4 separate regions of the Homo sapiens genome follow, and all the other regions are linked to region 1. Evidence: chromatin contacts called from ENCODE Hi-C or POLR2A ChIA-PET data. All regions are on one chromosome and are shown on one strand. The core of a region is the stretch at or near the end of the contact, and the rest is flanking DNA. Distances in the headings are between cores, read along the strand shown.

The links. Hi-C counts contacts between places; a loop is a spot of excess contacts on that map. ChIA-PET counts read pairs that join two places held with the same protein, here RNA polymerase II (POLR2A). Pooled maps may share reads with other maps.
Region 2: a loop to region 1 is called in a pooled map, with 19 times the contacts of the local background. The contact joins the promoter of CCN2 here to the promoter of MED23 in region 1. A Hi-C loop is called at or near these places in 3 of 50 pooled maps. POLR2A ChIA-PET finds 5 or more read pairs at or near these places in 3 of 52 experiments (AG04450, HepG2 and WTC11).
Region 3: a loop to region 1 is called in a pooled map, with 2.8 times the contacts of the local background. The contact joins the promoter of CCN2-AS1 here to the promoter of MED23 in region 1. A Hi-C loop is called at or near these places in 1 of 50 pooled maps. POLR2A ChIA-PET finds 5 or more read pairs at or near these places in 2 of 52 experiments (HepG2 and activated T-cell).
Region 4: a loop to region 1 is called in a pooled map, with 4 times the contacts of the local background. The contact joins the enhancer-like site here to the promoter of MED23 in region 1. A Hi-C loop is called at or near these places in 1 of 37 single-sample maps with no recorded cell type and 4 of 50 pooled maps. POLR2A ChIA-PET finds 5 or more read pairs at or near these places in 2 of 52 experiments (OCI-LY7 and activated CD4-positive, alpha-beta T cell).

What each region holds. Positions count from the first base shown.
Region 1 is chr6:131,625,339-131,633,073 of GRCh38, forward strand. It overlaps MED23 (mediator complex subunit 23), which reads right to left and starts at 2,904. Exons shown (of 29, transcript NM_004830.4): 1 at 2,673-2,904; 2 at 2,303-2,334; 3 at 2,058-2,145. The coding sequence starts at 2,711. RefSeq lists enhancers at 2,544-2,593, 2,724-2,893.
Region 2 is chr6:131,947,561-131,955,295 of GRCh38, forward strand. It overlaps CCN2 (cellular communication network factor 2), which reads right to left and starts at 3,812. Exons shown (of 5, transcript NM_001901.4): 1 at 3,547-3,812; 2 at 3,210-3,432; 3 at 2,732-2,983; 4 at 2,389-2,600; 5 at 616-2,000. The coding sequence starts at 3,612. The coding sequence ends at 1,704. All of the region lies in intron 2 of CCN2-AS1 (CCN2 antisense RNA 1), which reads left to right.
Region 3 is chr6:131,896,878-131,904,612 of GRCh38, forward strand. CCN2-AS1 (CCN2 antisense RNA 1) reads left to right here and starts at 5,075. Exons shown (of 3, transcript NR_187596.1): 1 at 5,075-5,274; 2 at 7,070-7,357. RefSeq lists enhancers at 4,445-4,998, 4,999-5,551.
Region 4 is chr6:131,364,795-131,372,529 of GRCh38, forward strand. All of the region lies in intron 3 of LOC105378005 (a long non-coding RNA gene), which reads right to left. Among named protein-coding and RNA genes, the nearest start is that of ARG1, 200 kb to the right of the region's middle. Within about 2 kb of position 3,642, at least 12 of the 41 ENCODE cell types and tissues checked have a DNase peak (open chromatin) inside an H3K27ac peak, as active enhancers do; they include OCI-LY7, where a contact is called at or near this core.

The sequences.
Region 1 (7,735 bases), core at 1,654-4,153:
TTACTGTCACTGGGGGTAAAATTCATTATGGATCAGTATGTATCAGGCTTAGGAGAATTAGGTGTGAATCCAATCCCTAAGATCCCAAACAAGAGCCCATTATGAATCCAATGACATGTCACATTTCTAGACTGGCAAAACTTTAAATACGATGTCAAAATGTTGTGCCCGTATCAAAGTTTGTCTTCTAGGATTATCTCCAAAAAGAGCCTATAATGTTCTGCTTCTCTCCACAACCACTGTTCTCATACATACTTCTATTGTGGCACATATAACAATGATTTGGAAATACCTATTTTCTTCCTGGTCTCTCCATTAGAGGGCCACATCATAATTCATAAAGTGTTTAATGAATTTTTTTTTAAATTTTGGAAAGATATTCAACATCACTGAGAGAAATGCAAAATAAAATTATACTGAGATAAAATTTCTCATGTTTTTGATTGGCAAAGATCAAAAAGCTTAACACTCTATTGTGAGGTTATAAGAAAAAGATACTCTCAGCCGGGCGCGGTGGCTCATGCCTGTAATCCCAGCACTTTGGGAGGCCGAGGTGGGCAGATCATGAGGTCGGGAGATCGAGACCAACCTGGCTAACACGATGAAACCCCGTCTCTACTAAAAATACAAAAAATGAGCCGGGCGTGATAGCAGGTGCCTGTAGTCCCAGCTACTCGGGAGGCTGAGGCAGGAGAACGGCGTGAACCCGAGAGGCAGAGGTTGCAGTGAGCCAAGATCACGCCACTGCACTCTAGCCTGGGCGACAGAGTGAGACTCTGTCTCCAAAAAAAAAAAAAAAAAAGAAAAGAAAAAGATAATCTCAAACACTGCTGGTGGAAGCATAAACTAGTATAACCCTTATGGAAAATTTAATAATTTCTATAAAAATTACAAACTGATAAGGCTTTTGACTCAGCAATACTATTTCTAGGAATTTATCCTATTTTTCATGCATAATATTATTCATCACAGCATTGGTTAAATTAGAAAAAGTAAGAAGAAACTTAGAAGACAGTAGAAGATTGGTTAAAAGGAGGAAGGTACAGCCATACAATGGAATATTATGCTGCTATTTAAAAAAAAAAGTAAGAAAGGAAGGAACAAGTAACGCTTGGACTGATAGGGAATTACCTGTAGATTATTATTAGGAGAAAAAAAGTGCTAATTAATGAACAGTGTACATGGTATATGATCATGCTATAAAAGTGTTTCTATATGCATAAAATACTTCTAGAAGAAAACATAACCTGAGGATATTGGCTACAGACAGAAAAAATAACAGGTAAGAGAAGAGAAAGAGACTAGTTATTGGATCCACCCTTTTATACCTGTGCATTTTGAACCATATAAATGTATTACCTATTAGAAAACAACTAAACAAAAAGGTTAAAACATGACTGTATTGGCATTATATGATCCATGTCTGAGTGGCAAATCTTATCACCAGTGGCTGACACGCAAACAGTTCTCATTTCCCTACCTATAGTGTACCATGAGAAGGTAAGGCACTACTGCAATGTGAGCTCTTCGAGGATGACACATTTTTGTCTTTTTCACGGATACATTTTCTGGTAGCTGTTCTTTGTTACTTTTACAGTTTGTCTCCTCATTTTTACTATAATATTTTCCTATCCTTATTATAGAATCTTGGTATTCCTATTGTAGCATCTTTGTATCAATGCTGTGCCAATTCCTTTATTTAGCAGAAAAATGGAATTTGTATCCTTGACAAGTAAAGCTTAACATATCTGTTTTCAAGTGTACCAAATAAATCCGAATAGGATGAAAATGATCTCAATTAATCTAACATAGGGGAGGTTTTTTTTTTTAAACATCTCACACTGTGCAGTATCAACTTGACTTCTCAACACAGGTTTTCCACTGAAATATACAAATTAAAACAAATGGAAGCCAGAATAAAAAATGATAACAATTTTATTTCTCCCTTCTCAGGAAGATCTTAAGAGCAGCATGAAAGTAAATGTTAAAAGAAAAAAAAAAAAAAAAAGAAGAGGCCAAAAATCATCAGCTGAATGTATTAAAAATGAAGCGCTCACCTGAGAAAGACCACCCCAAAACTGTCTGAAGGCCCCCAAACAGCTAATTAGTTTTGTTTTCTCATCTTCAGGAGTATCCATAAACATGCTAAAAAAATAAAAATTACATTATTTGTCATTCGTTTTAAAAAGGTAATTACACACAATCAGAATAGTGGATCTTATAACCTTCCAACACGAAACTAAGTAAAATCTGACAGACACAATCACATAAAAACACAAAACTCTGCCACGCATACACTCACCCAGGAAAAGCCTCTTCTATAACTTCCGTTTTCTGTAAAAAAAAAAAAAACAAAATGTAAACAATGTTAATTTTAAAAAGGCGCCTCCCTTAGCCAAGTATTACAATGTAACACAGGGCAAGTCACCTTAATCAGCTCTGAAACTATCAATACCTGTCTGGCCTGTCACTGTATCGATTTCAAAGGATACAATGAACTTGACAGCAGTTTGAGAATCACTAAACTTCCCCGCATACAACCTCGGTGTCAAAACAAGGGAATAAAAAGGGAGGCGTGAGAGGAGGTTGCCCAGGCCAGTTTCCTTGGTCGGCTGCCCCCGCGTCTCCCCGTCCCCAAGCCGTAGTCCTGGATGGCCGGCAGCTGCACTCACCACCACCTCTTCGAAAATGCTCTGCAGTTGCGTCTCCATCTGTACTATCACCCCCGCCTTTCCAGGGTGCCCGGCAAGGCCCGGATCAGACTCGAGCTCTGGGAATATAGGGGCAGAGGGGCGGAGACCTCTGGAGGAAACCGTAGCTCCTCGGCGTCGCTTCCTCCCCCAGCGCTTTACCTGGAGCGTTCCCTCCCGAGCCCAGCCAACAGCAGGAACCTGTACGGAAGACGGGAAGGGCCCGGTACGCGCCGTTTGCAAACCCCGCAGAAACCAGCGGCGCCACCAGAAGGTTCCGTCTGTGGAGAAGGGCGGCCCGCAAGCCGGACGAGAGCGCCCCCAAACGGAACCTTGAGCCCAAGGACCCCGGAGGCATCGTCGACCGCAGGCCGCCACCTCCCGGCTGGAGAAGGAGTTGCTTCCTGTTCGGGGCTAACCCGCTTGCAGACTGAGAAATGAAAAGTTTGGAACCCAGAAGCTGCAGCCTGCGGAAAATGCTGGAGCCGCAGCCGACACCAAGTTGATGTCTGTGAGCAGCTGACCTTCTGGACCTCCATCAGCGGCCTGCAGCCAGGAGCTGAAGCCACAGAGACGGTGTCTTCTCAGCTATGATAACCTCAGTGCAAATGTAATTGATTGACTTTTGAATGCCAAACCAATTTTGCTTCTATGGTATAAATGCTACTTGGTCATAATATATTATCCTTTTTAATATATTGCTAGATTCTATTTGCTATTATATTGTTGAGAGTATGTGTTTTTCTTCATATGCCACCATCATCACCAACCCCTAAAACATCTGTTATGTCTTGAATGATCAGCTTTCTTTGCCTCATAAAGAAAATTGTTGATGAGAGTCATAGACATCCAAAGGCCTTTCACTTCTTTGACGGTTGTGAAATGCCACAAACTGCTAAGCATGAACTACTCCTTTGTAGCTGCTAAGTGATGAGCTGATGACTCCCCATTCATGGTTTTGTTATACAAGTGTCTGACCTGGCATAAATTTAGTTTTCTAACAACTTTAATATGCACATGCAACCATGTTGTCCACACAATAGCTACTAAAAGCTGAAAAGAAATAATTCAGATTTCCTGCTGGAGAAAAACTTGAAAAGTTAGGCTTAGGGTATTGTTTGCTAGGGTTGCCATAACAAAATACCACAGACTGGGTGGCTTAAACAACAGAAATTTCTTTTCTTGTAATTCTGGAGGCTGGAAGTCTGAGGTTGAGGTTGATAGGGTTAGTTTCTATAGAGGCCTCTGTCCTTGGCTTGTAGATGACCTTCTTCTCCTTGTGTCTTCACATGGTCTTCCCTTTGTACATGTCTGTGTCGTAATTTTCTCTTCCTAGAAGGACATCAGTCAGGTTAGGGCCCATGTATCTACTCTAAAGAGCTTTAGCTTAGTTGAAGACATAGACATTTTAAACCATAATAGAGTGTGATATGTGCAATACTAGTGATGCTAATAAAGTGCCAGGGAGAAAAGGAGGAAATACAAATTTTTCTACAGAAAGGAATTTAGAAAGATACCTAGGGGAGTTTGCTTAGATTGCTGTGAACAGCATACTATAAACTGGGGGGTAATTTGAGTCTGAGCAAACTGAAAGCTGAGAATTCAGGCTTCTTGTTCCATCCTTGTCCTATCAGGATTTAGAGTGGGGGACTAAAGAGCCAACTGGAAACTCTGAGCAGCTGGGCAGGGCTTATCAACTTTGAGCATCTTTATAGTGTGTTCTGGGGACATTGTTTCTTGGAGAATCCCCAAAGTTGGTATCATCAGGTCTTTCCCCTTAGGCTGGTCTGAATCACCAAGGAAGATACATCTAATCTCTTACAAGTGGGTAAAGTTCTGACTGGCTGCCAACCTTCTTGCAGCCAAAAGGAACAAGAAGCCTGATCTCTTACAAGTGGGTAAAGTTCTGACTGGCTGCCAACCTTCTTGCAGCCAAAAGGAACAAGAAGCCTGAGTTCTCAGCGTTCAGTTTGCTGAGACTCGAATCACCCCAGTTTATAGTATGCTATTCACAGCAGTCTGAGCAAACTCACGTAGATATCTTTCTAAATCCCTTTCTGTAGAAAAATTTGTATTTCTTCCTCTTTCCTCCTGGCACTTTATTAGCACTACTAGTATTGCACAGATTACACTATATTATGGTTTAAAATGTCTACTTCTTCAACTAGACTAAAGCTCTTTAGAGTAGATACAGAAATTAAACATGCCTGCATTTCCTAACACCTGGCATAAAGTCTGGTACTTGGTGGTGCTCAGTCATTATTCATTACTTTGGGTAGAATAAAAACATCTGAAGTGCCTTTATTTTATGGACAAGACTTCCTCTGAGGTAATAGCTATTTCTGGAATGCTGGATGTAGAGAAAGATTTGGAACACCTACAAAGTTATACCTAGTAAAGTTATTATAATTTATAACAGTTGGGTTCACTGGACATTTATGTATGTGGTAGCTTATACTTCTAATGTTATTTCTGAAACCGTTACAAAATTTATTCAGCAAGTGTTCATTGAATGTCTTCTAGGTGTTGGCCACTGTGCTAGACACTAGAACAAGACTGTAAGCTCAAACTGACCTAGTTCCTGCCACCACGGAGTTGACACGGCAGAGAGGAGTTTAAAGGTTTGGGGAAATAACTTGGTTCATGCCAGGTTTCAGAGATGTAAACAGTACGTGGCCTGTACCTTCTGCTTCATGGATGGGCACCGTGGGAGCACTGTGACACTGAGCTCTACCTCGGAGAGCCCAGGCAGCATGGTTGTTTTATAATGTCTCTTCTGGAGACATCTCTAGAATTTGAGTCATAAATGAGGCCCTCATGAGTACACTAAAAATGAGAAGAGCCTATGAAAACCTGGAAAATGTTTGGAAATCCAAAGATTTCTGAGTTTCAAAATGAACAAGAAAGGGCTCCTAGAAATCTAACACTACTAGGGAATATTTCTGTACTTGAGACAAAGTAAGAGAAACAGTCTTCCATGAACCAGAGACAACCTTAGGAATGCTGATCGTTCAGTAGAAAACAATTGCTACACCACAGGAGTCATCACATCAGGTTTCTCATCTCCAAATTGATTATAGATGTTCATTGTGCTGATCAGTAATGAGATTTTTACTTATTTAGTCAGAAAATATCTTTTCACACACATAGGTACTGGCAAACAGCGGTATCAAACTGTGACCATTGATTCTACTTTGCCATAGTCATTGTTTGGAGGACTAGAGCTGGGCTCTCTATTCCATGCTGGGTGTCTGCTTTGTCTCCTGGTGTGTACCATTGCCTCTCAGACCTGGTTTGGCACTGCTGACATCAGTCTCACCAAGACAGCCAGTTCTCAATTCAGCTTCAGTGTTGGATCTCCACTTGCTGAGGATTAGCTTCTGTCCTTCCTATACCAACTGCCTACCTGGTTAGCTTTCTGATTGCTTTGTGTGCTTGTCAATCTCCTTGTAGGTTTTTCTGCTTTTTCCTCATGACTGGCCCTCCCTGAAGTTAGTCACCTGCCCATCTATCTCTGGCATTATGTTATTATGTGAGGTCTCCCTTCCTTTGTGGACTCCTTCTTCCTTTTGCTGTTGGACCTGAGCCTAGCATCCGCCTCACCTCTACCACCCTCCTCAGTGCGATTAGTTTCTCTGGGCTCTCCCAGTCTAGCTTGTCCACCTATCACCCAAGATCTAGCACTGGAACCAGGAAGGGCAGGTTCCTGAGACAAAGAAGTTGATGTTGGCAGGCCCCTAGGGCTTTTCTGAGACAACAACAACCCATTTGTTGCCAGAATTCTGTGGACACTGAGACCTTCTGTAACATGAGGAATGTTTACGGTTTACATTGATGGGTGATGTAATGGTAGCTGCCTCTCAGAATGCAAGCGTTCTAAGCCATTAACTTACTTACAAATTACTCTGAACATTTTAATGTTCAGAGTAAAGTTTCAGAACCAAGAAGGTACAGGTTGTTCTGAAGTTGAAGAAGAAAAGAAGAGAAGGTACAGATTGTTCTAAAGTTAAAGAAGAAAAGAATAGGCAAACTTTCAAGGTCCAGTTAACTTAGAAAGTGTAGGTTCAGATTTAAGTGACACAGGCAGTCTATTCCAAAGTCTAACTTGCATGGAAGGTGTGGTTTTGGCTTGTGTCTATTGATCAGGTGAACTGTTAAGTTTCTTTCTTTCTTTTTTTCTTTCTTTTTTGAGATGATGGTCTTACTCTGCTGCTCATGCTGGAATGCAGTGGTGCCATCATAGCTCACTACAGCCCCAAACTCCTGGGCTCAAGCAATCCTCCCCATATTCTCCCACCTCAGCCTCCCGAGTAGCTAGGACTACAGGCATGCACCATAACTCCTGGATAATTTTTTATTTTTCATTTTTTGTAGAGACAGGGTCTCACTATGTTGCCCTGGTGGGTCTTAAACTGACATAAGTGATCCTCCTGCCTCAGCCTCCCAAAGTGCTGGGATTACAGGTGTGAGCCACTGCATCCAGCCAGGAATAAGTTTCTAGAACTTGAAAGACTCAAAAGAGGTTGGGGTTTAGAGTTCAGTTAGAGAAATTGTTATAGCCAAAAATATGGCTAGCAACTTGGCAATGCCAACCATCTTCACTATACCTACTTGTATTATACATAGGTAGATTCCTTGAGGTTTATTCATCTTAGGACCTGAAGGACTAGGATGTGTCCCTATTATCATATCCAAAATTTAGTGACTTAGAGATAATCTAATAATCTCTGATAATTCTTAAAAATGAAGAATTCAATGTCCAGAATCACTTAATTTGTAACACAGACAGTCACTTACAAGCTAAGCCTTTATCAGAGGCCCCCTGACTTCCCCACCTAGGATTTTTTTGTGTGTTTTTCAGGGTTGAAAGGGGATAGGGATATACTCACTATGTACCCACAATTTTTTTAATTAAAAAAAGAGAAAAGGGATGAGGGATGAGGATGAAGGAAGAGAGAAGTGAAATTCTGGCAGTGTAGAACATAAGGAATCACTTAGTAAAGATACAGAGTAAGAGTCAGTAGTATGTTGGTGATATGGTTAGG
Region 2 (7,735 bases), core at 2,562-5,061, 320 kb after region 1:
TTTGCTCATCCTCCCTTTTCTATTTATGCCATCTGTTTGTCATTGGTTATCATGGCAACCAAAAACGGAATTATACAAAACAAGACTTATGAAATAGCTCCATTTAAATGAGGATTTCATTTCATAATTTTCAGATTTAACAGTAAGGTAATGAAGTTCAGAAACAGACCTAGAGCATAAAATTTTTAAAAAATGTAAACATTTTCCACGTGCAAGGCACATAGACTAGTTTGTGATGTGAAGGGTTGGAAACTAACCTATAACGGCCAGAGAGGTACAAATGCCAAAAGGACCAAGTGTAATACAACAGGGTTAATGGAGACTGAAGTAATCTAGAGAGAATTGAATTTAAAGTGTCTATAAAGTTCTGTGAAGATAACAAAAAAAATGGCTGTATAGTCAATGTGGTGTGTATGCCTGCAAGTCTGTGATACTTGATTCAGTGTGAAGTATGTTTACATAAAAATTCTATGGAATAATCAATTTATTAATGTATAGAATAATTAAAGATATTTAGAAAATTATTGGTGAATTATCTTATGATTAATAAGAACTTCCTATTTATGCTCAAGAAAACTCAGAAATGTTTAGAAGGATAAATGAATAACCAAGCCCTTTATAGAAAAAATATACACTTTATTTTCAACTAGAAAGGTGCAAACATGTAACTTTTGGTCACACTCTCAACAAATAAACTGTCCGAAAAACAGTCATATCAAAGTAGAAACAAATGCTTCCAGGTGAAAAAACTGATCAGCTATATAGAGTCACTCAGTTTTTAATAAAGGCCATTTGTTCATTAAAAGTGAGGCTACCACATTTCCTACCTAGAAATCAGCCTGCCAAGGACACTGATGCCTCCCCTTTGCAAACAATCTGTTTTGACGGACTGTCATTCTATCTGAGCAGAATTTCCATATAAGTATCCATTTCATGCTTTGAACGATCAGACAAGCTTTACATTCTACCTATGGTGTTCAGAAATTGAGGCTAACATTGAAATATCAAAGCATTAAAAACAAAAATAAAAAGGCACAAACAACTTTAAATTAACTTAGATAACTGTACATATATATATATATACACACACACACACACACACAATATTTACAATATAAATTTTAAAAAATCTGGCTTGTTACAGGCAAATTCACTTGCCACAAGCTGTCCAGTCTAATCGACAGGATTCCGATTCCTGAACAGTGTCATTCGAATCAGAATGTCAGAGCTGAGTCTGCTGTTCTGACTTAAGGAACAACTTGACTCAGTCTCTTGATGGCTGGAGAATGCACATCCTAGCTGTCACTGGGGCTACAGGCAGGTCAGTGAGCACGCTAAAATTTTCCTTCTCAATTACACTTCAAATAGCAGGCATATTACTCGTATAAGATGCTATCTGATGATACTAACCTTTCTGCTGGTACCCTCCCACTGCTCCTAAAGCCACACCTTAATATACATTCTGGTGCTGTGTACTAATGTAGTTCCACTGTCAAGTCTTAACATTCTTCAAACCAGTGTCTGGGGTTGATAGACTATTTGTTTGACATGGCACAATGTTTTGAATTGGGTGGGAATCTTTTCCCCCAGTTAGAAAAACAGATTTAAATAACTTGTGCTACTGAAATCATTTTTACGGAAAAATGAGATGTGAATCAGTTCAAGTTCCAGTCTAATGAGTTAATGTCTCTCACTCTCTGGCTTCATGCCATGTCTCCGTACATCTTCCTGTAGTACAGCGATTCAAAGATGTCATTGTCTCCGGGACAGTTGTAATGGCAGGCACAGGTCTTGATGAACATCATGTTCTTCTTCATGACCTCGCCGTCAGGGCACTTGAACTCCACCGGCAGGGTGGTGGTTCTGTGGGGGGTGCAGCATCGGCCGTCGGTACATACTCCACAGAATTTAGCTCGGTATGTCTTCATGCTGGTGCAGCCAGAAAGCTCAAACTTGATAGGCTTGGAGATTTTGGGAGTACGGATGCACTTTTTGCCCTTCTAAGGAAGACAAGGGAAAAGAGAGAGGAAAAAAAAAAATCAGCGACTCTACAAGAGGAGTGGCTTTCTTCAACCCTCTGTGTTTTAGTCTTCTGTTGTCTGACTTCTGTTTATATTTTGAGGGGAGGAAGTTTGAGTCTCATTTGCTATGTCCAAAAATAGCCAGAGCCTCTCTTGGAATGTCTTGAATTAACTAACCCTGTGGAAGATTTCGTAGTGGAAAACTGGTGGTTGCTATTACACAAGCTCTCATTCCAGCAAAACAGCTCAATGGTTAGATAGTTTTGGAGATAACGGGCTTATACTAACAAGCGTGGCAAGAGCCCTAAGTTGGGTCCTATCCACTGTTTTTCCTGTGAAAAATAGTTAATAGGAGCAGAACATGTACCTTAATGTTCTCTTCCAGGTCAGCTTCGCAAGGCCTGACCATGCACAGGCGGCTCTGCTTCTCTAGCCTGCAGGAGGCGTTGTCATTGGTAACCCGGGTGGAGATGCCCATCCCACAGGTCTTGGAACAGGCGCTCCACTCTGTGGTCTGGACCAGGCAGTTGGCTCTAATCATAGTTGGGTCTGGGCCAAACGTGTCTTCCAGTCGGTAAGCTGCGAGAGCAGAGCACACAAACACCATGTAAAACGCCTGGATAAGGTATTTCCCCCGTTCGGTCGGCACAGTTAGGACTCCCTCCCTGGGAGAGAATCACGACCCTGACTTAGAGGAAGACTCGACTCACCCGCGAGGGCAGGCCCAACCACGGTTTGGTCCTTGGGCTCGTCACACACCCACTCCTCGCAGCATTTCCCGGGCAGCTTGACCCTCCTCGGGAAGGGGCAGTCAGGGCTGGGCAGACGAACGTCCATGCTGCACAGGGGCATGCAGCCCACCGCCCCGTCCAGGCACGTGCACTGGTACTTGCAGCTGCTCTGGAAGGACTCTCCGCTGCGGTACACCGTACCACCGAAGATGCAGGGAGCACCATCTTTGGCTGGAGAAGAGGAAGGGAAGAGAGGGGTGGGGGATGCAGAGGTCAGGCATTGGGGCACTCTCACATCCAGAGCGTCAGGGATGCGAGTTGGGATCTGGGCTGCAGGGGGCGGGCTGGCAGCAGCTGGAGAAAGAAACTCAGTCCGAGCGGTTTCTTTTTCCAGCGGGCGGGTGGGCGTGAGGGAGGAGGCGGCCGGACACCTAGCGGTGGGGGCTGCGGGTCTTACCGGTGCACACGCCGATCTTGCGGTTGGCCGGGGAGCCGAAGTGACAGAATAGGCCCTTGTGCGGGTCGCATGGGTCGCGCTCGGTGCACAGCTCGCCCAGCTGCTTGGCGCAGACGCGGCAGCAGCCGCAGCCGTCCAGCACGAGGCTCACGCCCGCCGGGCAGCGCGGCGCCGGCTCGTCCGGGCACCGGCACGGCCCGCTGCAGTTCTGGCCGACGGCCGGCTGCAGGGAGGACAGGGCGGTCAGCGGCGCTCGGTCGGCGCGCACGCCCTCCCCGGCCGGCCCCGAGTCCCTCCCTGGCAGCCGCCGGCCGCAGCGGGGGCTCCCGGCGCTTACCCGGCTGCAGAGGGCGAGGAGGACCACGAAGGCGACGCGGACGGGGCCCATACTGGCGGCGGTCATGGTTGGCACTGCGGGCGGAGCGGAGGGCGCGGTGGCGGCGAGCGGGGAGCGGCGGGGCCTGGAGCGCTGGCGGTGGTCGGAGGTGGGGACCGGGACGCGCCGGGCTGTCGTCTCGGGGCTGTCGGCCGGGGCGGCTGCCGTCGAGCTGGAGGGTGGAGTCGCACTGGCTGTCTCCTCTCAGCGGGGAAGAGTTGTTGTGTGAGTTTGGGGCGGGCGGCCCGAGGCTTTTATACGCTCCGGGCGGCCGCGGCTCGCCAATGAGCTGAATGGAGTCCTACACAAACAGGGACATTCCTCGCATTCCTCCCCACCTTCCTGCCTCATCAACTCACACCGGATTGATCCTGACCCCTTGACACTCAGCATTCCTCCGTCTGAAAAAGCTGGCACACTCCAGCTCACAGAAAAAAAAAAAAAGGAAAAAAAAAAGCGCAGTATTTCCAGCACCAAATAGAATTTTTTTTTCCCTATCCTCTTCGCACCACTCCTGATTCATATCATTTATAAACACACTGGCAATTATTTCTTATTTCTTTTTCGAATAAGTTTGCCCTGTTCTGTCCACTGACATACATCCTTTTTAGGAAGTAGGTAGCTGAAGAGGCAAACAGCAGGAATTCCTAAAAAATTCGAAAAGGTTTCTCCCCCCCAACCCTTAGCAATGATTTGCGTTTTAGAGGCTATAGGCTCTTGAAACTCTCCAAAGAGTAGAAAAGGAGTGAGTTGCTTTTAACCATTTGAAATCCTCAAGATGCCTACCTGTAAAACCCTGAATTCTATATTTGAGATTTGATCATTTGTCACTTGAGGTAACGGTTTTGGGACAAGAAAGAGAACAAAGACGCGTGTGACTCAGGATGCAGTCTCCTGGGGCAGATTTCCAAAACTCTTGCTTAGTTTTCTCTTAATATATGTAGGAGTTTTATATAGGCAAGGACAAGGGAGGAGTGGCCATCAATGTTTCCAGAAAAAGGGATCCATTGTTCTATCAGAGCAAATGATTCTGTGTTGGGTAGGTAGGGGCTCTGGGTGTCAGGGTGGGAACACTGGGATGCAAAGGGGGTTCACCTAGGAGCATTTAAACACAGCTTCACTAGGGTCTTTGAGAAATGAGTGCATTTTCTTATATTAAAACCTATAATCTTCAAATGTGGATTGGATTTGGTTTGTCTTGTTAAAATAAGAAGTCTGATTCCATTACAAGAGCAGTGTACCCTGTTGTATCTGGATATAAACTAAGATTGACAGTGAATAATATATTTTTAGTGACTCCCCACACATCTATGAATAGTGATTGTGACTTCTCATTACCCAAGGAACATGCAGCCTGAGGGAGTGAGGTCAGGACAAGGAAAGAATAGGCTTTATTCTCCCTGGGTGTGTGCAGATGTTGAATATGGCCAATAAACCTAAGCATATCTCCATTTCTTAATATAGTGCTACTTAGCTTCACTAAAGACCCAACTAATTCACTGTGCTTTCATTTGGAATCTATGTTGTTTAGTGGCTTTTTTGTTAATACCTCCAGTTCCCATTTTATATAAAGAGAGTGATTCTAGGGCCATACCATTTTTGTATTCTGTAATGCCGCATCATTTGACATTGGTGTTACCAATGAGTAGATTCCTTTAAGTTGTTGATGCTTCAGAGCATGGGTTCAAGATAAGCATATCTGTTTGTGGTGCAAAGATCGGCTTTAGAAACAATGCATTATAGATTTATCATTTGAAAACAGCCTGTTTAAACTGATCAAATTTTTAAAGTTTCAGTACAGTCTGTTGAAAAATAGCCAAGAAGAAATATAACCACTCCAACTTCAGCATAGAGCATATCATCTGTGCACGATTACCTCGTTAAGCCAGCCACATGTTATAGAGTGTAGTTGCATGTCAATAGTGTGAATGGCCAGCAAAGGGGTGGGGGTGCCCTCTGAAGCTCAGGAAGAATTTTCGTCATTGTTATTTAATGTCCTTTCCAAGCATTCCTCAAAAAGAAGAGGCCTAAGAGTTCCTATTTAAAGAAGGAACATTCCAAGTTAACTTAATAGCCACATGTGTATTAAAGGCAACTTGGCCCTCAACTTTTTCTTCCCTTGTGGATGATTTTAAAAGTCCAAAATATGTGGGAAGCCACAGTGAAACCTTTCAAGACCTAAACCCCCAATTACATCTACCTCTAATGGTTGGAAAGGTGTGGTGGCTGGGGAAGGGTAGGGATGTGCAGTGCGAGTCTCACCTAAGGTGGGATGTGGGCTTGGTGGTGAGCTCTCCTAGCTTGCAGAGTGAGGTAGGTGGGAGAAGGGTTGGGGAATTTCTGAATCCTCAGGAGAGTCTGAAAGCTACCACCATCTTCATGCCTGCAGCAGGGAGACTCATTCATGGAGGGGATAAATTGTTGTACTGGGTTATAGTTAGATGGCCTAGGTTGTATTCTTGGAACTGCCTTTCGCAGATCTCAGGGAAGTCACACGTAGGAGCCATATTCCCATTTCTGTTTAAAAAATGAAAGTAATCATAATTTTTTTAATTTAATAGGGTTCAGTGAGGGCTGAGTAGATGAAAATTCCAGGGAATTGGTGCTTTATTTTTTTCAGATTTTCTTGATTTTTTTTCAATCTCTGTGTATAATAAGTATATTACCATTCTGCTCTGTTGTTAAAAATGTCAAAAGAAAGAATTTGGTTTTACTATAAAATTCTCATAGTCCCTCGAAGTCTCAAAAAAATCTATAGTCAGTTCCAAATAGATGATTTTAATGTTGCTTAAGAGGAAATAAGCATATTGAAATATATAGAACATATGAAATCTCAGGAAAGAAAAAGTTTCTGTGCATTATCAGGTTAGATTGAGGCTTTATGATCAAAACTCTTTTTGAAGGAGTTAAAAGACTATTATTAAGAGAGTGACACAGAGACAGACAGACACATACATGCACACACACCCAGAGAGAGAGAGAATGAGAGAAGACACCCAAGACATTCACAGACTCAGAAGTATGTTTTTATTGTGATATGGACCATCAAATGCCAGGAAACTCAAAGGGAAAGGCTGATACTCCATCCATAATTCATGCCATGGGATCTGAATTCTTGCACTATTATCAATGACTCAGCAAATGTTTGTGTGTGCCTGGGCGGTAAAGTGGGAAATAGTGGCTTCTTATAACTTCATCCAACTTTGACTTACCCCAGCCCCTTTGATTGACAGCAGGTCAGAGTTGGGAGAAAAAGATCTTTGAATTTGTGTGCAAAATGGTTAAGATGCACTAATTTTGACTTGTAAGCAAGTATTTATCTAGCAAATGCTTTTTAGAGAGCATTTTTTCCTCGTGGTAAAATGAGGAATTAACTAAGCTGGCCACTGAGTCCTGTTTACCAAGCTATATAAGGTATGTGTGTGTGTCTACTAGGGCATCATTTGTACTGGTCGTTTGGTTAAGTCTTGTAAGATGTTCAGCTGTGGATGTATTACATTCCTTCCCTTAAGTTTTTTGTTGTTTTTTCCTCCCTAAAAAAAAAAGGTTTCTTGATCAGGTATCAGACACAGAGAAAACCTGGCAGGACTACAGAAAAGTGGCCAGAGTTGGAGTGTTTGTGTACTTAAAGAAGGAATCTTGCACATTTTCAACTTTTAGTTGTAGACATTTTCTTATAAGAGCAAGTAGGAGTCAGTGCCAGCCCTCAAAGCGGAAATCAAAGCTCCCAGGGAAACATGCCGGAGGAATGTGACTCAGAGCCAAGACCCATACGCAATGCATACACGGAGCTGTCAGACTTATAGGAGGAAGTCTGGCCGTATATGGGCATCTGGACAGTGAGCGATTTGTCCTTATGGTGGGTCAGGGGGAGGTTTCTGATGTTTCTAGCGTGCCTCAAATTCAATCATGTAAATTAATTCTACAAAAAAAAATGGTATCCCAGAAGCCTTTTGTAAAATAGTAATAAATATTATTCTGAAATCTTCAGGGACCCTGGTTTGGCTGACATGACCTCCTGTTTGCTTAAGATGAAGGTTAAGGAGAGGGCGTACTTGCTGGGAGTTCATGGCGGGGAAGATAAACGCGGATGTTTACTATCTAAATTACATTCATTACCTTCATGCCTTTTCCTCCTTATAATTAGTTC
Region 3 (7,735 bases), core at 3,825-6,324, 270 kb after region 1:
GACAGTACATGCCCTCAGTCTAGTTCTTGTTATGTATTATGGTTGCAATACAACTACAGATGTGTAATGCAGTTGATTATTCCATAACCCATACACAGTGTTGGTAGATGGCACCGTGGCCTATTAAGAAATTTTACCCAGGACCCAGACTCCAAATCCAAATACACAACTTGCTAAAAGCAGTCTTTGCAAGCTTAACACGAAATAAAATAATTTCAAAGTGGTGTGGTTATAGGTATAAGAGGATTGTTAGCTTCCACTTGGGGTTTCCAGGGACCTGGCGGGATCTTATCCTACAGAGAACACCAACCTCTTAAGGAAACTGGGAAGCCCAGAGAAGCTGCGCCACCTAAACATTTCCCAGCCTGTGATCCTGTAAGAAAAGAAAAATAGCTCAGGGCAGCCTGAGCTGTGTGAGGCATGTAGAATTTATTAGGCCCAGAGAGATGTGAGTGTGAGACTTTATTCTTACCACCCACCTCCCGCCATGCCTAGGGGCAGTTGTTTAAAGTCATTTCATTCCTTATTAGCTGCCTCACTCATTATCCTCACATGCCTGGAGTTTGTGATGCAAAGAACAATGTATAGCAAGTTATGTTGTAACAATGTATAGCAAGCTTATGTTACGTTGATGTAACTTCTTGGTAAACAATTTAGGAACTGCCTCTTTTTTCCTTTAAAAACTCACTTGTAACTGCTGCTAATTGGAGCACACATTCAGGGCAAACTTGAATCCATCCCTCTGGGTTACAATTCTCAAAACTGGCCCAAATAAACTCTGCTTATATTAAGTTTCCTTCAGTTTTTTCTTTTAGGTTAACATCAGTTACATTTGCTTAGACTGTATACTTTGAGCATATTCCTGAAAACTGTAACCCTGATGAGATTTATGTGTCCCAAGTGTGCTGTTTCACAAGTGTAATCACCTGATGGGTTCTTCCTGCCCACTGACTAGACAAAACCAATTCACTGAGATTGTGACATTGTAGTAAAGAAAGCATTTAGTTAATGTTAATCTAGCTACATGGCTCAGAGGTTAGGGTTTTTCAAGGATAGCTTAGTAGGCATGGGACTGGGGAATGGGTACTGCTGATTGGTTGGGGAGGCAATTATAGGGGTGTGAAAACAGTCCTCATGCATTGAGTCCACCTCTGAGTGGGAGACCACAGGATTGGTTAAGTCATGAGTCATGGGTCCAGGTGAAGTCAATTGCCAGAATGCAAAAATCAGAAAAATGTATCAAAATATCAATCTTAGGTTCTACAATAGTGACATTATCTATAGAGACAATTGAGGAAGTCACAAATTTGCTTCACTGGATTGAGTGAAGACAGCCAGCCTGTGAGGCTAGAAGCAAGACAGAGTCAGCCACGTTAGATTTCTCTCACTGTCATAATCTTTGCAAAGGCAGTTTCACAGGGTGAGAGCTCAATACTGTGGGATTGTTTTTTTCAGTGACTGTAACTCTCATTCGGCATTTTAGCATCTGTATTAGTCCATTCTCACACTGCTATAAAGATATACCTGAGACTGGGTAATTTATAAAGAAAAGAGGTTGTTTAATTGGCCCACAGTTCTGCAGGCTGCACAGGCTTCTGCTTCTTGAGAGACCTCAGAAAACTTACAATCATGGCAGAAGGTGAAGGGGAAGGAAGCACGTATTCACATGGCCAGCAGGAGAGAGCAAGAGCATAAGGGGATGGGCTACATACTTTCAAACCAGATCTCATAAGAACTCACTTATTATCATGAGAACAAGGGGAAGTCTACCCCCATGATCCAGTCACCTCCCCTCCGGCCCCTCCTCTAACAGTGAGAATTGCAATTTGACATGAGAGTTGGGTAGGGACACAGACCCACACCAAGTTGGCATATATTTCTTACAAAGATAGTTTCCTTTTCATATGTTTATCGTCATTGTGTTTGTCTGTTTGCATTGCCATACAGGAATACCCACAACTTGGTAATCTAAAAAGAAAAGAGGTTTATTTGCTTCACAGTTCTGCAGGCTATGTAAGCATGGCACCAGCATCTGCTTGGCTTCTTGTGAGGCCCCAGAAAGCTTCCAATCATGGCAGAAGGCAAAGGGTGAGCCAGCATGTCACATGGAAAGAGAAGGAGCAAGAGAGAGAGGGAGGAGGTGTCAGGCTCTTTTAAACACTAGGTCTTGTGTGAACTCTTAAGGTGAGAATTCATTAGCACAAGGACAGAGCCATTCATGAGGGATCCACCCCCATGACCAAAACACCTCCCACCAGGCCCAACTCTGGCATCGAATATCACATTTCAACATGAGATTTGGAGGGGAAAAAACCATCCAAACCATATCAGTCATGTCTCCAAAACCATCTGTTATTTCTAGCATAATGTCTGGCACATCGGAGTTGCTCAGTAAAAAATGTCCAGATGAATGAAAACCAAAGGTACAGTCATACCAAACATCCACTTAAGACAGCTAAGGAATAACAAGTTACAGAAATACAGCCAGAGGACAATTTCACAGTAATTATTCTTTGCCTCCGTAGTTTTCAAGTGCTAGAAGATACTTTCAATGGGAAATTTTTTGAAAGAGTTTATTTATAGATCTCTTCCCAGTGCACAAAGCAGAATTTTTAAAAATAATAATAAAAGAATAAGAATACTTTTCAAGAGCCATTCACAATTGTTTCAGTTAATCTGTCCTGTGGAAAGTCTGCTGCCTGGTGAACTGAAGGGAAAGCGTGAACTTTTCAGTTTTGACATCTCAAATGAAAACCTCTCTACAAAGCACATAGTGTTTCTCCAGTGACAAGCTATCATAAACATTCACTGGCAAAGGTGGAGACACAGGGTAGTGCCTCTTGGTTCTCACATCCCTCAACTCCAGGTAACACCTTCTGCTATGAGGAAAAGCACATCAGTGCTACTGGTGTTACTACCCCAGTAGCAAACACACTGGGGCATCTGGAACAAATAGATTTTGGGCAACTTTCACACACTTTACCAAAGAGGAGAGACATTTTCTCACCCTCCCTCCTATCTTTGAAATTCAGGGCAATGGAGTTTAGCATTGGCTAAGTTAGTAGTGAAGTGAATTAGAGGTAAACAAAATTATCCCATCCATCAGGTGTCTGATGGATAGTTGACAGTGAAACTGAAATATGGAACATAAATTTTCATAGACCCAATGAATCAGCAATATTGTGATAACCAAGACATCTCTGAAATAGATCAAATACAAATATAAAAATAATCATAGCTATCATTTACTGGGTTTTGTTCCAGACATTGTGCTAAATGATTTACATTATCCAAGCAAGAATTTGAACCCAGGACTTGGCAAAGTTCATATATTTAAACAATACTGTATATTGTCTCCTCTGAAAGCACATTGAAAATGTTCCTGTTCTTTCATTAAGTTCTATTCCATCAGTAGTTGCATTCTAAACCAGTTATTCTGGCTTGAATTCTGCTGCACTGCACAAGACATTTGTTTTGTATCATCTTCCTTTCCACTTTCAAGCATTTGAGTTCACACCTGTTGACATTCTTTCTAGTCCCTCATAGAGGAAGTGTAACTCTTTTTCTTTCAGACCTGATGCCTCACTTCCTACAAGGCTTTGTTTCTCAAATCACACACACACACAGCCCCCCCCCACAAACACACCTGTAATTCCCACCTCTGTACTGCTTCCATCTCTCTTCTTGAATATGCTCTTGTCCTTCCATTTTTCTATTGTCTTTACCCCATTCCTTTTGTTGCCTCTGGCTCTCTTAGGCTTCTCTTTACTGTGGGACAGGACTAATAGTACTTGGTTTATATTTTCTGTCTTTATTTCCTTACTAAGCTGTCCCTTTTTTATATGTCAGTTTCTTACTGCCTCCTAACACCTCCCCACCTCCCATAACCTCCCTTTTAAAAACAATAGAGATTTTCTAATGGCAGATTTTATTTTTATTTTGAAAATTAAAAAAAAATACTGTGAAGTATAAGGAAGAAATTAACAAGCATCCATGCAACCCATGACAGTTAACGTTCTGCCTTCTTTGTTAGCTTCTTGATTATTGCATTAATCTCTTTTAAAAATATTTTTCATCACTGTGATTATCTCAAACATTCCTATATGTCCCCTTGCTTTCATTTTTTATCAATGCTTATTATATTACCTGCTATTTCTAGTTTATTATTTCTATATTTTTATTTTTTGGGACCTGCTATTCCCTGTTTTAAAATCTCTTTCTATTGTTTTATTGTTTCTTCTTTGAGCTTCTTTTTATTTATTGGATTTGTATTCCTTCCTATCAACCTGTTATATAACATGAAACATTTTTTCAGTGTTTATTCTCAATTTTATCACCTGTATTTTCTTCTAAGTGGAGCAGGTGGAATGAGCCTTTCCTTTCTACCTTCCTCTCTCCCTCTATTTCTTTCTTCCCTCCTTCCTTCTTTTATTCCATCCTTCCTTGTTTCCTCTCTTCCTTTCTTTGTTTTATTGTTTTAAACCTATAGCATATTTACTGAGTTTAATGCCATTTCTTTTTATGTTATTCAAGATCGACATTCTATTTTACTCTGAGATGGATAGGTGACCATCTTCCAAATTGTGTCTGAGTTATTTGTTTCTTCCTTTACAGTGTCAGGGAGGAACATTTTGTAGCTTATCAACTTTTCTGAAGCCAAAAGGAAGGTTAGTGTCAGGCCTCTGAGCCCAAGCCAAGCCATTGCATCCGCTGTGACTTGCACGTATACACCCAGATGGCCTGAAGTAACTGAAGAATCACAAAAGAAGTGAATATGCCCTGCCCCACCTTAAGTGATGACATTCCACCACAAAAGAAGTGTAAATGGCCGGTCCTTGCCTGAAGTGATGACATTACCTTGTGAAAGTCCTTTTCCTGGCTCATCCTGGCTCAAAAAGCTCCCCCACTGAGCAACTTGTGACCCCCCACTCCTGCCCGCCAGAGAACAAACCCCCTTTGACTGTAATTTTCCTTTACTTACCCAAATCCTATAAAACGGCCCCACCCTTATCTCCCTTCGCTGACTCTCTTTTCGGACTCAGCCCACCTGCACCCAGGTGAAATAAACAGCTTTACTGCTCTCACACAAAGCCTGTTTGGTGGTCTCTTCACACGGACGCGCATGAAATTTGGTGCCATGACTCGGATCGGGGGACCTCCCTTGGGAGATCAATCCCCTGTCTTCCTGTTCTTTGCTCCGTGAGAAAGATCCACCTACAACCTCAGGTCCTCAGACCGACCAGCCCAAGGAACATCTCACCAATTTTAAATCAGGTAAGTGGCCTCTTCTTACTCTCTTCTCCAACCTCTCTCACTGTCCCTCAACCACTTTCTCCTTTCTACTCTTCAATCTCTCCCTTCTCTTAATTTCAATTCCTTTCATTTTCTGGGAGAGACAAAGGAGACACGTTTTATCCGTGGACCCAAAACTCAGGCGCCGGTCACGGACTGGGAAGGCAGCCTTCCCTTGGTGTTTAATCATTGCAGGGGCGCCTCTCTGATTATTCACCCACGTTTCAAAGGTGTCAGACCACGCAGGGACGCCTGCCTTGGTCCTTCACCCGTAGCGGCAAGTCCCGCTTTTCTGGGGAAGGGGCAAGTACCCCAACCCCTTCTCTCCTTGTCCCTACCCCTTCTCTGCTTTTCTGGGGGACAGGGCAAGTACCCCAACCCCTTCTCTCCTTGTCTCTACCCCTTCTCTGTTTTTCTGGGGGAGGGGCAAGTACCCCTCAACCCCTTCTCCTTCACCCTTAGTGGCAAGTCCCGCTTTTCTAGAGGAGGGGCAAGTACCCCAGCCTCGTATCTCTGTGCCCCAATCCCTTATTTCTGTGCCCCAACCTCTTATATCTCTGCACCCCAATCCCTTATTTCCACGCCCCGACCTCTTATCTCTGCACCCCAATCCCTTATTTCCGTGCCCCGACCCCTTCTGTACCTCATCCCTTATTTCCATGCTCCAACCTCTTATCTCTGTGCCCCAACCCCTTTTCCCACTTTTCTGGAAGGTAAGATCCCCCGAACCCCTTCCCTCCTTTTCTCTAGGCTTGCTTCTTTCACTATGGGCAAACTTCCACTCTCTATTCCTCCTTCTACTCCCTTGGCCTGTGTTCTCAAAAACTTAAAACCTCTTCAACTCACACCTGACCTAAAACCTAAATGCCTTATTTTCTTCTGCAATGCCACTTGACCCCAATACAAACTCGACAGTAGTTCCAAATAGCCAGAAAATGGCACTTTGAATTTTTCCTTGCTGCAAGATCTAAATAATTCTTGTCGTAAAATAGGCAAACGGTCTGAGGTGCCTGATGTCCAGGCATTCTTTTACACATCACTCCTTTCCTAGTCTCTGTGCCCAGTGCAACTCGTCCCAAATCTTCCTTCTTTCCCTCCCGCATGTCCCCTCAGTACCAACCCCAAGCGTCACTGAGTCTTTCTAATCTTCCTTTTCTACAGACCCATCTGACCTCTCCCTTCCTCCCCAGACTGCTCCTCATCATGCCGAGCTAGGTCCCAATTCTTCCTCAGCCTCCGCTCCTCCACCCTATAATCTTTTTATCACCTCCCCTCCTCACACCTGGTCCGGCTTATAGTTTCGTTCCGTGATTAGCCCTCCCCCTCCTGCCCAGCAATTTACTCTTAAAAAGGTGGCTAGAGCTAAAGGCATAGTCAAGGTTAATGCTCCTTTTTCTTTATCCCAAATCAGATAGCGTTTAGGCTCTTTTTCATCAAATATAAAAATCCAGCCCAGTTCATGGCTTGTTTGGCAGCAACCCTGAGACACTTTACAGCCCTAGACCCTAAAAGGTCAAAAGGCCGTCTTATTCTCAAAATACATTTTATTACCCGACATTAATAAAACATTAAATAAAACTCCAAAAATTAAATTCCGGCCCTCAAACCTCACAACAGGATTTAATTAACCTCGCCTTCAAGGTGTACGATAATAGAAAAAAGTTGCAATTCCTTGCCTCCACGGTGAGACAAACCCCAGCCACATCTCCAGCACACAAGAACTTCCAAATGCCTGAACCGCAGAGGCCAGGCATTCCTCCAGAACCTCCTCCCACAGGAGCTTACTACACGTGCCGGCAATCTGGCCACTGGGCCAAGGAATGCCCGCAGCCCGGGATTCCTCCTAAGCCGCGTCCCATCTGTGTGGGACCCCACTGGAAATCGGACTGTTCAACTCACCTGGCAGCCACTCCCAGAGCCCCTGGAACTCTGGCCCAAGGCTCTCTGACTGACTCCTTCCCAGATCTTCTTGGCTTAGCGGCTGAAGACTGACACTGCCCGATTGCCTTGGAAGCCCCCTAAACCATCACGGATGCCGAGCTTCGGGTAACTCTCACAGTGGAAGGTAAGCCTGTCCCCTTAATCAATATGGAGGCTACCCACTCCACATTACCTTCTTTTCAAGGGCCTGTTTCCCTTGCCTCCATAACTGTTGTGGGTATTGACAGCCAGGCTTCTAAACCTCTTAAAACTCCCCAACTCTGGTGCCAACTTAGACAATACTCTTTTAAGCACTCCTTTTTAGTTATCCCCACCTGCCCAGTTCCCTTATTAGGCTGAGACACTTTAATTAAATTATCTGCTTCCCTGACTATTCCTGGACTACAGCTATATCTCATTGCCGCTCTTCTTCTCATTCCAAAGCCTCCTTTGCGTCCTCCTCTTGTATCCCCCCACCTTAACCCACAAGTATAAGATACCTCTACTCCCTCCTTGGCGACCA
Region 4 (7,735 bases), core at 2,392-4,891, 260 kb before region 1:
GCCTGTAATCCCAGCACTTTGGGAGGCTGAGTTGGGCCGGTCACTTGAGGTCAGGAGTTCGAGATCAGCCTGGCCAACATGGTGAAACCACGTCTCTACTAAAAATACAAAAATTATCTGAGTGTGGTGGCACATGCCTGTAGTCCCACCTACTCAGGAGGGTGAGGGAGGAGAGTTGCTTGAACCTGGGAGACGGAGGTTGCAGTGAGCCGAGATGGTGCCACTGCACTCCAGCCTGGGGACAGAGCAAGACTCCATCTCAATAATAATAATAATAATAATAATAATAATAATAATCCTGCCTCCACCACCTACTATGTAATTTAAGTCTTTTTCACTTTGATTTCCTAGCTGTAAAAAGGTGATGATCATACCTAATATGAGTAGAGTATTAAAAATTATCTTTCTCCTTAGCTATTCTTTGTGAGTTCTCTCTCCTGTACTGTGTGTATGTCCTTAAGTTTAGCCTTGAGGCCGAAGTGAGGAAGAAGGAAGGCACTGTGCCTGTCCTCCTGGCATGAGCCTAGTGGAGGAAGTTCATCTGGATAGAAAAGGGAAAGGAACCCCATCTCTACTAAAAATACAAAAATTAGCCGGGCATGGTGGCGTGCGCCTGTAATCCCAGCTACTCAGGAGACTGAGGCAGGAGAATCGCTTGAACCTGGGTGGCGGAGGTTGCAGTGAGCCGAGATTGTGCCACTGCCCCCCAGCCTGGGGGACAGAAGTGAGACTCCATCTCCAAAAAAAAAAAAAGATGGAAAGGAAAGCACAGCCTTCACCTTCTGGCTTGAGGGGTAAAAATGAAAAACGGAAGTGGTAGCAAAGAAAAGGAGCAGAGTTCGAGTTTTCTCCTTCAACCTGCTCTGGCATCTATTCAAGGGGAAGTGATGTGAGTGAGCCCAGCAACAGAAGGTCTTCTGCTTCTATTTACGCTCAGGCTCTAAAGGAAATCTCTCCTGCAGGCTGGTCCAGCCCTGTGCTGAGTAGCCACATCAAAAAAGCTTGGTGCACAGTGTGATTAGCCACCAGACAGAGAAGGATCCAGTATATCTCCCTGAGACCCCTTGGTTGCCCATGGCAGGGCAAGACCTGTCTGGGAATATGCTAGTGTCTCAGTGACTGTGCTCCAGGTGGACAGAAAGACCTGGAAGATGCACAGGGGTCAGAGTCCAAGGTTTCAATTTGGAAATTTTAAGTCTAATTGAGGGCTTTTGCCTTTCTCCATGAATACATATTGCTGATTTTGTTAATTCATTTAGCATCTAGGATTTTCTTTGGCAAATTTATTTTGCAGTCATTATGTCTTCACTCTAAAAGCAAAGAATTCCATAATGTCTTTCAGAAGCATTAACTAGTGTGGGATAAATATGAGGTTATAAGTCAGTGCAAAGAAAACAGTTTCTTTCCAACCAGTTTAATGCTTATTTCCTATGAAATGCTGCTGTTTCTTAAAACAAAACAAAACAAAAAGTAGTCACAGTACTGCCACTTGCTCATGTGGCTCTGCATTGTGCCCTAAGAGGTGTTGTACCCAGGTCCCCATGGGAATGGTTTGCAGTTAGGCTGACACAATCACCAATTCAGAGGTCCAAACAATTACCAGCAGCACTGAACTTGAAACACAATGTAAACATTGACTTACAGACAATATTTAAACCTGCATTTCTTTCCAGACTTCACCTTAACAAAATATGTTCTCTTCAGCCAGACACTGTCATTCACAGAAACGAAAAACTCCTTTGAGACACACTCTGTCCTCCCACATGTTCATGTAAGGAGGAGTTTCTCAGCCCCAGCGCCATGACTATTTTGGGCTAGATAATTCTTTGTGGTAGGGAGCTGGTCTGCATGGAAGGGTGTTTAGTAGCAGCCTTGAACTTTATTCACTGGATGCCAGTAGCAATCATCGAAATGGTTCCAGACAGTACCAGATGTCCCCCTGAGTGGGGCAGGGGGAAGGCAGAATCACTCCTGGTTGAGAATCAGAGGTGTGCACCCTCATCTGCCTGCTCTTGGTCTACATACAGTATGTCCCAGTTAAGTACTAGGTATTATTTATGTAAGAGTGATTTATTTTAAGCAATAATACCCTTTCAGAAATTGCTAACAACTTTGTAACTATATGACAACTTGGTGATCAAAAGTCTACCTTAAAAAAAAGTTGAGGCCGGGCACATTGGCCCACACACTTTGGGAGGTTGAGGTGGGAGGATTGCTTGAGCCAAGGAGTTTGAGACCAGCTTGGGCAACAAAACAAGACTCCATCTCTACAAAAATAAAAATGAAAAAATTAGTTGGGTATAGTGGTGCATGCCTGTCATCCCAGATACTCGGAAGGCTGAGGTGGCAGGGTCACTTGAGCCCAGAAGATTGGCTGTAATGAGCCATGATTGTACCACTGCACTCCAGCCTGGGTGACAGAACCAGATCCCATTTCATTAAAAAAAAAAAAAAAAAAAAAAAAGTTGTTCACTGTCTTCCTCTTGGGGGGCCTAGTCCCTTCCCTTTCTTGGCCCAGCCTTAGCCCTACTCCAGGTTCAGTCGGCAGTTCAGGGGTGCTTGGCTAGTGGGTGGTTGTAGGTGTGGAAGCCTGTGAGGGAGTCGGTGGAGAAAGAAGGGGGCAAAGTCCTGGCCTCTGGCAAAGTCCATATTTGCTTCATTCTCTGTAGAATTCAGTTAATTATCAGTATAATTACCATGATAATCAAGGCCTTCAAAAACTTCAGTTAATCCTTAGAAACTATCCCATCTGTTTACTCCAGTATGCTAGGCAAAGTCTATCATTTTTAACGTGTGCCATGGCAAGAAAAAGTTTTGGGAATCATTGAAGTACCTATTCAGAAGGACTTCCTTAGCTCTCAGAGAGCTAGGTGCAGTGCGAGTTTAAAATGCAGGCTCCTGGCTGGGTGTGGTGGCTCATGCCTGTAATCCTAGCACTTTGGGAGTCCGAGGCCGGTGGATCACCTGAGCTCAGGAGTTCGAGACCAGCCTGACCAACATGGCAAAACCCGGTCTCTACTAAAAAAAAAAAAAATACAAAAATTAGCCGGGCATGGTGGCGGGTGCCTGTAATCCCAGCTACTTAGGAAGCTGAGGCAGCATAATTGCTTGAACCTGGGAAGGCAGAGGTTGCAGTGGGCCGGGATGGCACCATTGTACTCCAGCCTGGGAGACAAGAGCAAAACTCCATCTTAAAAAATAAAATAAAATAAAATAAAATGCAGGCTCCTGGCTCTCATGCCAGACCAATTGCATCAAAGTCTCATAGTTTGGAGACCTGGAAATCTGCATCTTAAAAATTATTACATTATAGTTTTTTAATATTATGAAAAAAGTATTCCTACTTTTCCTTCGCAGTCTAGAGCTCAAAACTGAAAACACGGGAGAGTAACAAGCAAAAAGACTTTTCCTTAGGGGTTTCTCTACATCCAGTTTCTAATGGGTTACTTGCTCACAAGCAGCAGCAGAATTACTGTCTATTTCCTCCCCAGTCCGCTGGAGGGCTTCGTTATTTTCCTGTTAAAATCCAAAAAGATGGGGACTCTTATCCAGAAATGACATTTTGATTATTTGACTGAATTTCCCCCCAAAATCAATACCCTGGGCTGTATACATCTGCAGCCTTTTAATCTTTTTTTTTCTGAAAATCAATATGCTGGGCTCAACTAGTTAAAAAATGAGAACTGAAACAAACAGCTGGATTCATTTAAGACATTTCCTTTTCATTTCAACCTGAAATAAACTTTTCAGCAGATTGTCTTTGTGGCAGTTGGAGGCCAACATAAATTTCAACAGTGGGTTGCTTGCCTTTAAGAAACCAAGACTTCCTGGTGCTCCTGCCAACAAAGCCTTCCTCGGGAGTTGGCAGGCGCTCTGCAAAGCACCAGGCTCTGTCAGTGTGCACAGAAGGGGGACGCCTGCTTTCGGAGAAGATGTGACCAATTCAGATATAGCCTGGCAGGAGGACTCTGAGGACATGGCTCACAAGTTGTTACCTGATATCATATCCTGCTACTCAGCATGGCCCCCTGCCCAATTCCTCATTGTTCCTCTCTATTGTATACCTCCTACTTGGGCAATAGCAGAGAACTAATTTTTTAAAGGGAAAAAAAAAAAAAGGTGAGAACATGCTGTGAAAATCTCTATTGACTGTGCAAAAGCAGTGTTTGTCCTCGTTTCTCAAACCTCAGCTTTTGTTCAGGTTTATAATTTTCTCAGTGGGAACAAAGCTGCCTAGATTGCCAAAGGATTTTTGCCCTGAATCCAATGCAGGTATGCCCGTGACTCTATCTATGGATACCACCCAACAAAGTGAGATAAAAAAACACAGACGAGCAGGGTGATCATTGTGCTTGTTAACTTATTCAACAAATATGTATACTGGATATCGGTTGTGGGTCAGACTCTGTGTTGGATGCTGGAGACACAATGGAAAACAAAAGAGACGGGATCTCCACCCTCACTGGGCTCATTGATGTTAATCAGACAATTGCTCAAATAGACACAAAAGCCCCTGTGAGAGGGGCCATGAAGAAGGGGTGCAAGAGATTGTGGGAACTGTCTTCAGGGATTTGGCCTGGCCGGGAGGTCAGGAAAGGCCTCCCGAGAAAATGAGGACTGATTGAGAGCTGCAGGGTAGGAAAAGGAGAAAGGAATAGGGGGGTAGTAGCATTTGTTTGACAGAGAAAAGTGAGTGTTTCCCTGTGGTGGGGATTGCATGATGGCATGCCACCTTTGAGGAACAAGGTGTAAGTGGTTGGGATACAGAGAGCCAATGAGGCTGTGACCAGAAACGAGACTAGAGTCAGACCCAAGGGCCAGACCATGCAGGTCCTGGTTTAGCGTTAGGTCTTTGTCCTATGAGCAGTGAGCATATATATCATCAATAGGTTTTTGCAGCAGTGTGGTAGGACCAAATTTGTTTTAGATCTTAGAGGAGAGGCCAAATTTACCTCTACCCTCTTAGAGTTTTTCAGCTGAGCCTGCAAATTAAACTGACATAAGACCGATACACAGAAAAGCATACACGTTTATTTAATATAAGTTTTATGTGATATGGGAGTGCTTCATAGGGAAATGAAAACCCAACGTGGCACAACCTAAATGCTTTTATACTAGCTTGAATAAAGTGGCAATTGTGGAACAATAACTAAACTATGTGGAAAGGCTAAAGGAAGATATGAATGAGTTTAACAAGGTCTGTTTTACAAAATTTCCTCACTTTCAACTTCCTGTCCTTGGTAAGAATGTTATTTTCCTCCTGGTAAAAGAATTGCACATATGGGGGTTTTGGCTCTTGCTTTTGGGAAGAAAAATGTAGGGTCAGAGCATTTGTACCTGCTGCTTTTATTTTTATGTGCCTTTAGCTCAAAATATTCCTTATGCCAAAGTGGCATACTTCGAGGTGGCATATTCTGCCACCCTTCAATCATTCTCTGCTTATGAGCTGAAACCTGGGCTCCATGACTTCCTGGCATGCCATTCGATGCACATTTGAAAGCAGAAGGTATCCGTGTGAGGTAAATCGAATATGTCACCCAAAAATATGCTTCTTTGGGATAAAAAATTTTAAGCTAAAGAAGCAGCAACTGGAGGAAAAGCACTCTATATACGCCCCCTTTTTTGTCTAAAGACAGGATATAAATTATTTTTTACTGGAGACAACTGTAGACCCTTAGGAGCTCAGAGACAGCACCAGAGGAATCAGTAAACCAACCTTATTGCATTAGTTTTCTCCATCTGTTTACCGTCCTACAGTTTCCCACCTTGGAAGACTAAATCTACTTTCCTTCATCCTGTTATTTTTCTACAAATGTATTTTCTTTATTGAAGATGATATATAAGTGGAATTTGAAACCATTTTGAGTTACTTTTCACTGAGGTGTCTCTTGAATAATGTGTTATGATGCACGTTAATAAACTAATAAACTTGCTAATAAACTTGTTTGTTTTTTTCTTGTTAATGGGTCTTTTGATACAGGGTTCTTTCCCATCTAAGATCTAAGATTGGGAGAGGTAAATTTTAACTTCTCCTGCACTTGTTAGTGCTTTAGTTAATTATCTATTCTAGACTTGGAGTAACTAGGATAAAAGTGTCCTTTAAAAAATAAAATTCAGAAATATTGATAGCCAATATGTTGAGTTCTCTCACTGACCTCAGCAGATGAAATGAACTGATGTGTCAACTCATTAAGGAAATTACTTGGATCTTGGTGTAGGCGGGCACATACTCTACATGCAATGTTAACTAAAGATGGACAGCTAATGAGATTGTTTCCTAGGTCGTTGTTGAAAATAGGGTCGTTGCAGATGTAATTAGTTAAGGATATTGAGATAAATTAATCCTGGATTTAAGGTGGGCCCTAAATCCAAAGACTGATGTCTTTATAAGAGAAAGGAGAGACAGGACACAGAGAGACACAGACAGAAGAAGGCCGTTTGAAGACAAGAGGCAGAGGTTGGAATGATGCTGTTGCAAGCGAAGGAATGCTAGAAGGCACCAGAAGCTGAGAAAGGAAAGGAAAGATTCTCCCCCAGAGCCTTTGGAGAGACCCTGCTGACACCTCAGTTTTGGACTTCTGAGCTCCTAAACTGAGACAGAATACATTTCTGTGTTTTAAGGCACCAAATTTGTGGTAATTTGTTATGGCAGCCATGAAAAACGAATTCGGGGTGCAAATGGGCTCCCACCTCCAAGACTACACTACAATTATTGAAAATTTTTAGACCGGCAAGGAAACATTACAAAACAGCTTTGTTGGTACAATTTTAAGTTTTTACATAGTTTTCTTTTCTAAGTAAAACAAAAGTAAGTTTCTCATGGTTCATATTGCCTGCCTTAGTATTTGACAGAGGAGTTTTACATATTTGTCATAGATTAAAAAAGAAACAAACACCAAATCCTCTTTATTTTAAACCTAAAGTAATGGACAACTTTTGGTTCAAACTGCACAGGTAATTTAAAATAAATTGTATTGCATTAACTAATATGAATGCCGTTTTGAGACCATGTTAAATTAATGTAAATCTTGTTAAAGATCAAGTGAGCAGACAAACAAAAATGACAACGGTCACTCTGGCTGCAACAAGGAACACAGATTGGAAGGAGTCAAGGCCGGAGACAAAAGTCTGCACTGGAAGGAGTTAAGGGTTTTAGCGTGTTTGCGGGTTGGGGGAATTCAGGTTCTGTGTGCAGGGAGAAGCCCAGTTGGGGGTGGCCTGGATCCTGAATAGAGTACGGGGTCTGTTTGTGACATGAACAAGACCCAGAGCCCGGAGAGAGTGAGGCTGCTTCAGGTAAGCGGACCAAGACAAAGAGCATCTCCTGAGGGACCATGGCAGCCTGGATACCAAGGGTCTTTTTTTTTTTCTGTTTTAATTTTTAAATTTTGTGGGTACATAGTAGATGTATATATTTATGGGGTAGATGGGAAATTTTCATTCAGGTATGGAATGTGTGATAATCACATCAGGGTAAATGGGGTGCCCATCGCCTCAAGCATTTATCTTTTGTGTTATGAGCAATACGATTATACTCTTTCAGTTATTATTTTTAAATGAACACTAAATTATTATTGACCATAGTCACAAAGGGTCTTTTTTCAGGCATCGTTCTCTGGGCTCAGTGCTCCATTTAATTTAGTTTAGAAAAGTAAAATAATTTGAATTTTAATAATAGTGACTTGCATATACCCAACATTATAGAGCCCCATCATATTGGCTATGTAAAGCTTTT